2 separate regions of the Homo sapiens genome follow, and region 2 is linked to region 1. The links are chromatin contacts, found by Hi-C or POLR2A ChIA-PET in ENCODE. All regions are on one chromosome and are shown on one strand. The core of a region is the stretch at or near the end of the contact, and the rest is flanking DNA. Distances in the headings are between cores, read along the strand shown.

Evidence for each region. A loop is a pair of places that touch in the nucleus more often than their neighbours do. ChIA-PET counts read pairs that join two places held with the same protein, here RNA polymerase II (POLR2A). Pooled maps may share reads with other maps.
Region 2: a loop to region 1 is called in a map of heart left ventricle, with 3 times the contacts of the local background. The contact joins two enhancer-like sites. A Hi-C loop is called at or near these places in 1 of 168 maps with a recorded cell type or tissue (heart left ventricle) and 4 of 50 pooled maps. POLR2A ChIA-PET finds 5 or more read pairs at or near these places in 1 of 52 experiments (Caco-2).

What each region holds. Positions count from the first base shown.
Region 1 is chr21:41,463,930-41,468,877 of GRCh38, forward strand. TMPRSS2 (transmembrane serine protease 2) reads right to left here. Exons shown (of 14, transcript NM_005656.4): 12 at 4,467-4,609; 13 at 3,805-3,957; 14 at 376-2,224. The coding sequence ends at 2,213. Among named protein-coding and RNA genes, the nearest start is that of MX1, 40 kb to the left of the region's middle. Within about 2 kb of position 2,440, at least 4 of the 41 ENCODE cell types and tissues checked have a DNase peak (open chromatin) inside an H3K27ac peak, as active enhancers do.
Region 2 is chr21:41,775,498-41,780,445 of GRCh38, forward strand. No RefSeq gene overlaps it. Among named protein-coding and RNA genes, the nearest start is that of RIPK4, 11 kb to the left of the region's middle. Within about 2 kb of position 2,519, at least 11 of the 41 ENCODE cell types and tissues checked have a DNase peak (open chromatin) inside an H3K27ac peak, as active enhancers do.

The DNA.
Region 1 (4,948 bases), core at 1,190-3,689:
TGTTGGGAAGACCTGATTGGTTTTGAAATGTAAAGATACGAGATTTGGGGGGTGCAGGGGCAGAATGATATGGTTTGGCTCTGTGTCCCCACCCAAATCTCATCTTGTAGCTCCCATAATTCCCATGTGTTGTGGGAGGGACCTGATAGGAGATAATTGAATCATGGGGGTGGGTCTTTCCTGTGCTGTTTTTGTGATAGTGAATGGGTCTCACAAGATCTGATGGTTTAAAAAATGGGAGTTTCTGTGCACAAACTCTCTCCCTGCCTGCTGCCATCCATGTAAGATGTGATTTGCTCTTCCTTGCTTTCTGCCATGATTGTGAGGCCTCCCCAGCCATGTGGAATTGTAAATCCAATAAACTTCTTTCTTTTGTAAATTGCAGTCTTGGGTATGTCTTTATTAGGAGCATGGAAACAGACTAATAGAATAATAAGAAGGAGTCATTTGAGGGACCTCTCCAACAGGACAGGCTGCAGGAACTGAGGGCACCAACCACAGGAGCACCAAGTCTGGCCTTGCCTCACCTTTGGTCCTCTGACCAGCAGCCTCAACATCACCCCCTTATAAGGAAATGGAGGCTGGTCCTACTCACCAGGCAGAACTTCAAAGATGCAGTAGTTACTTTGAAAAAAAAATTGCATAATTTATTTGCATGATATTCATTTTCACAATTGAACTTTACAGTTTAAAAAAGATACAAAAAAAGACAAACAGTTGTTCACATAAATAAGAAGGGGCAATAAAGAAGGAAGACGTTTTCACCATTACAACACCTTTTAGGATGTGTCTTGGGGAGCAAGCACCTTACAGTGCCAACTGTTTCCAAGGTCCCTGGGAATGCTGCTCTCTACAGAGGCATGTGCACAGACAGATCCTGCAAATGGGATTGCATGACTTTCCATTTCAAGGTTAAGTCCTAGCTGTAGAATCATTCATTTCATTCTTGCAAACCAGCCTGCTTGGCCAGGAGGCAGAACCATGGTAGAGTAGTGCTCATGGTTATGGCACTTGGCAATGCAAAAGGGACCCTTCCCCTGGTTGGAAACCCACAGCATTGGAAGGGACCACAGAGAGTCCAAAACAAAACACATCTTTCTCTTCTTCGCCGCCACCATGGGCACTTTGCTTCAGCACATTCATTTATAGAACGTTAAGTCAGGAGCCAGTCATTTTGTCAAAGCAGCTGAAATAGGCCACCACTCTTACTTGGCAAAGATGATACAGTTTCAAAGAGTTAAATGAAGGTGGACTACTTGGAGACATCAAAAGCTAAGTTTCCAGGAGCACTGAGGTAGCAATGTGTAGAAACATAACATGGAAACAGTGTACCTTAAACTGAGCATCCTTGATTTCCCCCATGGACCTCAATTTCCAGTGACTAGCAGGCCTGAAGAGGCCAACATGGTGCCAGACTTGGCGCCCTGCCAGGACCAAGGGGCATGTGCACTCTCCAGGGTGCTAGGAGCAGGGTCAGGGAGGATGAGGAGGAAGGCTGAGTCTCCCTCCCAGGAGCCCCACCCAATGTGCAGGTGGAGACCTGCACCAGGAGTGCTCAGGGCAAGTTCCTTTTCAATTGCTTCCCTCGCACCAAGGGCACTGTCTATATTCTCACCCCATAAGAACAAAAATGTTTCTGTTCCCCTTACAAGTGACTACCACGTCACCACCCATGAAGGGCTGGTCCCTTTATTTCTGGCCACCATCCAGGGCTGCTAAGGCTCTAAGAACCCATCAGCAAAATCCCCTTGTGGAGAGGTAGGCTGGGGACACTACCAAGTGGCCCCAGAGGGCAGCCGCTGCAGGTGCCACCTGGCTGTCTCCCTTTCCATGTCTCTCCTTTTTCATCTCAAGTCATCCAGCAGCTGAGAGGTGACAGCTCCATGCTCATCCAAAATTGGCCCCTGGAAAGGACTCAGCAGGAAGATCTCAATGGGGCAGCCTCCACCCCTCTCCTCCACACTTGACCGCCAGTGCCCACAACCAGCCGGCCATCACCCCTTGCGGACAAGGGGTTAGGGAGAGCAGGCTGGGCAGGGGAGCCACTGCAGCCTGCACAGAATGGCAGAGAGTGCCAAAGCCAGACAAGTTCACTGTTTAATAAAAATGAAGTGACCTCTGAATCATCTCTAAGAGTAAATCATGCACGGGGAAGCAAAACCAGCCCCATTGTTTTCTTGTAAAACGACGTCAAGGACGAAGACCATGTGGATTAGCCGTCTGCCTGTTCAAATAGGAAAAAAAAAAGTGTGTTATTTTCTTAAGACAAACAAAGGTGGAAAATAATTTTTTCCTCTAGGTTCGCATGAAGCACTTAGAAACCAAATAAGCAAGCTTAATAGCACAAAGGGATCATTCTTCTCTCCAACGTGTTGGTCAGAGTCAGGCTGAGCATGGCGGGGCAGGAGCTCCGGAAGGAGCGGGCAGCGGATGTGGAGGCCGGCACAACAGGCATCTCTTCAGCAGAGTCTGGGCCTCCCCCGGCTGCTCTCCTGCCACGCAGCCCTTCCCTCCCTGCACAGCCATGCGGACCCACCTGCAGCCGCCAAACACACCTGGATCATTTCCTAGCTCCATCCTGGTGCGAGTCCGCCCCTCAGCCTGGCTGACCATCCCAGCCCTGCCAGCTTCCCTCCTGCCCTGCCTCCTCCTCCTGGGGTCATCTGTTTCTAGCACTGGGCCCTGGGCCAGGTGACGCCCCCTGGGCCCCATGGTCATGGGAAGGCCCTGAGTCCCGCGTGTCATTTGAAGGAGACACAGGTCGGGCCTCAGCGGGAAAGGCCCCCTGGTTCTGCTCCTCCTTCAACAGACTGGGCATCTGGGAGATTTGGGAGAAGACAGAATAGACTGCTTTCTTCCACTAGTAGCCCAGCCCCAGAAAGCACAGAAATCTGAGAAAACTATACGTCTGAGGTCCTGGAGATGAGAAGATCTGGTTCTCACCCCCTATCTGGACAATGCCCAAAGCCAGGGCTCTGCTAAGCAGAGACATCCATGAGGCTCACATGGAACCCCTGAGACCTTCCCTCGTGCTTGAGTCTGGGGCATCAGAGAACCCTGGCTGCTCCTGCCCTTCCTAACCTTGGGGGCTGCCCAGGAGCCACTCGATGGCCCCAGAAAAGGATGGGCACAGCCGGCTCTTCCCTCTGCTCTCTATAAATCAAAAGTTTCATGTGAGGCCGGGCACCGTGGTTCACACTTGTAATCCCAGCACTGTGGGAGGCTGAGGTGGGTGAATCACCTGAGGTCAGGGCTTCGAGACCAGCCTGGCCAACATGGAGAAACCCCATCTCTACTAAAAATACAAAAAGTAGCTGGGCGTGGTGGCGCATGCCTGTAGTCCCAGCTACTTGGGAGGCTGAGGCAGGAGAATCACTTGAACCCAGGAGGCAAAGGTTGCAGTGAGTCGAGATTGTGCCACTGCACTCCAGCCTGGGCGACACAGTGAGACTCCATCTCAAAAAAAAAAAAAAAAAGTTTGATGTGAGGTGGCCTGGGTGGAACAGCTGAGTCAGCTGAGCCAGAACGAAGTGTGGTTGGCAGAGCACCAAGGAATTTCACACAAGCTGAGCCCCAGCGCTTTTCATCCAAACACCAGGGGAAATATGCAAGTGAAGCCAGTGAGAGGCAATGGGCAATGGGTGGACACTGGGGGGATGGGGCTGTGGCTGGAGGAAGCAGAGTTTGCTTCATGCTGACCAGTGGTCACCAGTCAGCTTCCAGCAGCAGAACCACGCCTAACAGATGTCTGGCTTTGGCTCGAGGAATCGGAGAACACAGTCAGAAGGAGGACAGGATAGTTACCCTCATTTGTCGATAAATCCAGTCCGTGAATACCATCACATTCCCGTACACTCCTGGTCTGTAAGCTTTGGCACAGCCAGAACCCCAGCTTGTATCCCCTATCAGCCACCAGATATTGTTCTTCGAAGTGACCAGAGGCCCTCCACTGTCACCCTGTGGGACACAGCAAGGTACAGAGAGCAGAAAATCAAGTCACAATCTGCCGCACACCACTGACCAGGCCTAGAGGAGTTGGGGGGCGGGGGTCGCAGTGTGAGTTACGAGTGACTGTGTGGGCTTCGAATCTCCACCATCAAGGGGTGATGGTAACAGAGATGTAACCCCCAAAGAGATAGCCCCCATCCTGAATTTTAATCTGTTCAAGCTAAAAGTTACTAAATAAATTGCCGTTCATAATTTAAAATAGTCTAAATACTTGTTTCTGTTCCACTGGCACTTTTACCAAATACCGGTTTTTCAGAGGGTGTGTGTGATTTGTTGACTGTACTTCCTTCTGCCACCAGAAGCGTTCGCACTGTTTGTGGCCGTCACTTCCCATGACTGCCCCGAGCTGGCTCCGTGTCACTGAGGAGGCTCTGCTGACCCCAAGAATGCCCTCTCTCTCATGGGGGGTTCAGTAGGATCTGGTAAGGACCAAAGGTAGAATAAAAATGTTGAATTACCTGGCAAGAATCGACGTTCCCCTGCAGGAAGCCGGCACAGATCATGGCTGGTGTGATCAGGTTGTCATAGACATATCTGCTGTTGCATCTCTGTGTCTCAATGAGAAGCACCTTGGCAGCGTTCAGCACTTCTGAGGTCTTCCCTAAGGACAGGGAGACTTGTTGAGCTCCCAGTGTTGCCTGCAGCTCTCGCAGGGAGAGCACACTTCCCTCCCTGAGACCTCCACACGCACTACACAGATGGTCACAGCCCTATTTTCCAGCCCTGCCCCGGTCAGCTCATCCCAGCACCAACCCCTCTCCTGGGAAACCTGGATTCTCCTTACAACTGGCGGTGCCTGTGCTGAATGCAGCTCTGGAGTTCAGCTTCAGGGAAAGAAATTCCCAGCTCTGAAACTATAGGGCTCTATCAGTGCCATGGAATCCCCCTCTTATTCACCCAACGGCTTGGTTCTGCTGAACCAATTTCCCACTCCTCACTG
Region 2 (4,948 bases), core at 1,269-3,768, 310 kb after region 1:
GCTGGGGAGAGGGTTCCTGCATGCCCGCTAAGCTCCAAATGACAACCCAGGTGTAGAAAGGGCTTAGACTTTAGGGTTCAAACCCATCCTAGAGTCCGGTCCAAGGCCAGTTACAGCCAATGGGCAGTGGTAGGTGCAGCCCAGCCCATTAGCTCATTCTTGAGCCTCAGAGGGACAGAGCAGCACTAATGGGTGCACAAATGGCTAGAATGTTCACCAACTCCTCGAGAGTGGCATTGGACATTTGGGCAAGGGTCTTATGGAGGCTGAGAGTTGACTGTGGGCTCATCACAGCTATTTTGAGGGTCTTGACAGCCCAACTAGCAAACAATTCTGCAGGGATGAGAGGTCAGGGCAAAGGGAAATGGCATTGTCAAGTGGACAGCCAAAAAGTCCAGGATGCCCCCAGGTCCTGGGGAACGGCGGGGGAGGAACTCAGGGACTGGATTACCCACAGGACCTGGTGAGACCCACAGCCACGGGCTGACTTGTGTCCACTCAGAAGCGTATGTTAAAATCCTAACCCCCAGTACTTTGGAATGTGACCTTATTTGGAAATAGAGACTTTGAAGATGATCAAGTTAAGATGAAGTCATGGGGCCGAGAGCGGTGGCTCACGCCCGTAATCGCAGCACTTCGGGAGGCTGAGGCGGGCAGATCACGAGGTCAGGAGATCGAGATCATACTGGCTAACACGGTGAAACCCCTTCTCTACTAAAAATACAAAAAAAAAAAAATTAGCCGGGCATGGTGGCGGGCACCTGTAGTCCCAGCTACTCAGGAGGCTGAGGCAGGAGAATGGCATGAACCCTGGAGGTGGAGCTTGCAGTGAGCCGAGATCGTGCCACTGCACTCCAGCCTGGGAGACAGAGCGAGACTCCATCTCAAATAAATAAATAAATAAATAAAGATGAAGTCATTAGGGTAGACCCTAAAGCAACAGAGCTAGTGTCCTTGTAAAGAGGGGAAGTCTGGACACAGACACACACCTGCACTAAGGGAAGTGGGTGGGAAACACTGGGAAGATGCCACATGACTGCAGTGACGCAGCTGCACGCCAAGTGATGCCTGGGGCACTGGAAGCCGGGGAGGGTTCCTGCCTGGCCCCTAAGCTCCAAATGACAACCCAGGCATAGGAAGGGCCTACACTTTGGGGTTCAAACCTATCCTGGAGTCTGGTCCGGGGCCAGTTACAGCTAATGGGCAGTGCTGGGTGCAGCCCAGCCCGTAAGCTCATTCTTGAGCCCCAGAGGGACAGAGCAGCTCTAATGGGTGCAAAAATGGCTGGAATATTTCACCAACTCCTTGGGTGGGTGGGTGGGGGGGGGGCATTGGACATTTTGGGCAAGGGTCTTCTTGAGGCTGAGAGAGGCCAGGAAGGAGCTTCCCCTGGAGTTGTCTGGGAGTGGGACCCTGCTGACACCGACCTCAACTTTTGACTTCTGGCCTCTAGAGCTGTGAGAGACTAAACACCTGTGGTTTTAAGCCACCTGGTTTGTGTCACTTTGCTGTGGCAGCCACTAGAAACTAATACACCCAACTAGATACGTATCTTTGTCACAGTTACAGGAATCTTTATTTTATCCAAAAGCAAAAGACACTGAACTTTTGTGTACATTCCAGGCCTGCTGATTGTAGCTGGTCTATAAGCTCGTGTCGGAGTCTATGGTGGTTGATTTTTGTGTCCCTTTGACTGAGCCACGAGGTATTTGATCAAACATTATTCCAGGTGTTTCTGTGAGGCTGCTTTTGGATGAGATTAACATGTAAATCAATAGAGTCAAGCAAATCGTTCTCCCCAATGCAGATGGGTTTCGTCCATGCAGCTAGAGGCCTGAAAAGAAGGAAAAGCTGATCATCCTCGTGTAAGAGAGAATCTCTCCTACCCAACGGCCTTCCAGCTGGGATACTGGCTTTTTCTTGCCTTTAGACTTGAACTGAACAATTGGCTCTTCCTGGCCTCAGGCTTTGGGACTCAGAAGCACACATTGACTGTCCTGGGGCTCCAGCTTATGGACTACCCTGCAGAAAGACTGTGGGACTCGTCAGCCATCATCATCCTGTGAGCCAGTTTTACACAGACACACACACACACAGTCGCACTCTCATGCTCACACATACACACTCACACACAATCACACACTTGCACACACACAGACACTCTTACACACTCATTCACACACTCACATGTGCACACACACAGTCTCTCACACACATCACACACACACACACACACACACACACACACACACACTATTGGTTCTGTTTCTCTGTATAACCCTGATGAATTCAGGATCTTAAAGGTTACCTATTTCATTGTAATGCTGTTTTCTAGCACCAGGCTAGTCCTTTTGTCGGCAGAACTGGTAGGCTCACTTTTTTTTTTTTCAGACTGTTTTGTGTTTTATTTTCTTCCATTTACAAAAAAGCATTTCTAAGCCAGGGCAGTGAAGCCTGACGCTACCGTTCACGGTCAGTGAAATGAGCATTCGAGGATGGGACTCAGCCTGTCTGGACAGGTCCCCAGACAAAAAACACAGAGAATCAAGAACGCAGGCGCTCCCTGTCGGACGCCAGGCCGGGCCCTGTGACAAGGATCTCAGCGCTGGCGGTGGGGCTGCCCTGCGGGTTCGAGGCCTGGCTCTTCCTGCCCCACTGCCTGGTGTGTAGCCCAGGGGCCGGGCCGCCTGCGCCCCCCGCCGGGGGGCACGCCCGGCCCAGGGTTGGGGGTGTCCGGCTTGCCCCCAGGGGGCCAGCGGGGCCTCTGTTATCTCGCTCCAGAACCGACATCGCCAGCCAAGACCTTCCTCGTGGAGCCCTCGGTCTGGCCAAGGACGCTCCTTGGAGTCTGCTTAGACGCACAGCGGGCTCAGCTTTGCCAAATTCTCCAAGGAGACTTTCCATGAGGCGCCTCCTGCCATCTGTGGGCGGCGTTGGGAACTGCGGCCACCGCTGCTTGGGAATCAGGACGTCCCAGCTCCCAACCGGCGGTCATTCATTCCCTCAACACACACTCTGGGCCGCCCGCCTGGCTCCAGGCAGGCCCTCCGGGGACTCGGGAAATAGGAGTTGTTAAACATTTCTGAAACATTCCTCTTCCATTTATTCTGTGATTTTCTTCAGAAACACAAGGCGTGCACGAGTCAGCTTATCAGCTTATCCTTCACCCACACGTAGGCTCTTCTTTCCAATCAATTTTATCTTTGTTTTTTTCTAAGAAAATTTTAGGGATTTTACTTGTTTTTGTTTTGTTTTTGGGTTTTTTTGTGTGTTTTGTTGTTGTTATTTTGTTTTTTTTTTTTTTTGGTGGGGGGTTGGCTTGGTTTGGTTTTTGCTTCATTTTTTAATTTTAGGGATTTTTAAAAAGCCAGCATTCCTTAATCTTCTGATTGTTGTGTGACTGTTGTATAATATTGAGAAATACATTCCTGTCATCCACAACTAACAACCATTAATAATGTGTCGTATTGTTTACTTTTTTGTTTTTAACTAAATTTTGCTTTGGGGAAGTATCCATGACGATACAATATAGCTGTGAGATATTTCCTGTACCTGCTACGTAACACCCCTTCATGTAAAACGCAGAGCATTTGGTTTATCCACATCCCCCCGCCCCCCGCCCATGCATATTAGTGGTTTCCAGTGCTAAAGGGACAGCGCCCCCCACGTGCATTTCTCCAGGTACTGAGGCAGGAGAATAGGGGCTGGAGGCAGGGGACCAAAGGCTGTTTCACTCAGACTTCCTACAACTAAATTGAAAGGAAAACCCTAACTTTCCACTCCTAAGTAACAAAAGGACCAGAGGCTATTCCCTTTCTAAACCCCCCCACCTTTTCCTCGAGGCAAATGGGAAATTGGCTGTCCGCAACCAATCAGACTGATTGTGGGTGGAGTCTTCGTTTGCACCTCTGTACCTTCGCTCCAGTCTCTGAACGGTTGCTGTCCACAACGAATCAGACTGATTGCGGGCTCAGCCTTCGTTTGCATAGAAGTATAACTTTGTAACTTCACCCTAGCCTCTGACTGGTTGCTTTTGGCACCTTCATTTACATGAGGTGAGCATGATGTGGCCAATTGGAAACTTCTAGGGGATATTTGGACCCAAGAAGATCCTGTATCCAGGCCCTTGAGCCGCTGCTCGGGTCCGCTCCCATACTGTGGAGTGTACTTTGGTTTTCAATAAATTCCTGCTTTCGTTCTTTTGCTGCTTCATTCTTTCTTTGCTTTGTTGGGCGTTTTGTCCAATTCTTTGTTCAAAATGCCAAGAACCTGGACAAGTTGCAGTTATGACCCTCGACCGGTGATAGTAGCACTCGCTCCTAACAGCTTGGCTGCAGTAAGCCTAGGCTTCCAGGGAGAGCCTCTGCACCTGCTGCTGTGCTGCTTGAGTTCTCTCAGACAAGGAAGCATGAAAAGGGCTGCCTTTTTCAAACAGCAGGGGAAGGAAAACACAGTGATAACAAATCCAAATATTATTTCAATTGAGATCTTATCATATACATCATATACACAGCCATTTAAAAAGTGAAAACAAATATAATAAAATCAAATTATATTCAATAAAAAAAGCAAGGCGCAGGCATTTACATAATGAGACCCACTTCTCTTAATGTATTATATAGTCTGTAAAAGCAAAAGATGTGAAGCACCCCAAATCCCCATGGATGGGCGATGGTTGAATTATTATCACTCATCCATAGGAAAGACTGCCGTGCAATTGTGAAAATGGGAGGAGGACTGTGTCTACACGTGCCTCTGGAGTGATTGCACAGACCACTCTGAACAGAGCAAGGTGGAGGAAATCTTCCATTTTTCCAGTACAGGCAGGAAATAGGGACCCATCCCTCTGTCTATCTATTTACTATCTTTATTCCCATCCATCTATTATCTATCTATGTTTCTACCATTCATCATCTATGTACTACCTAACTACTTGCCTACCTGTTCT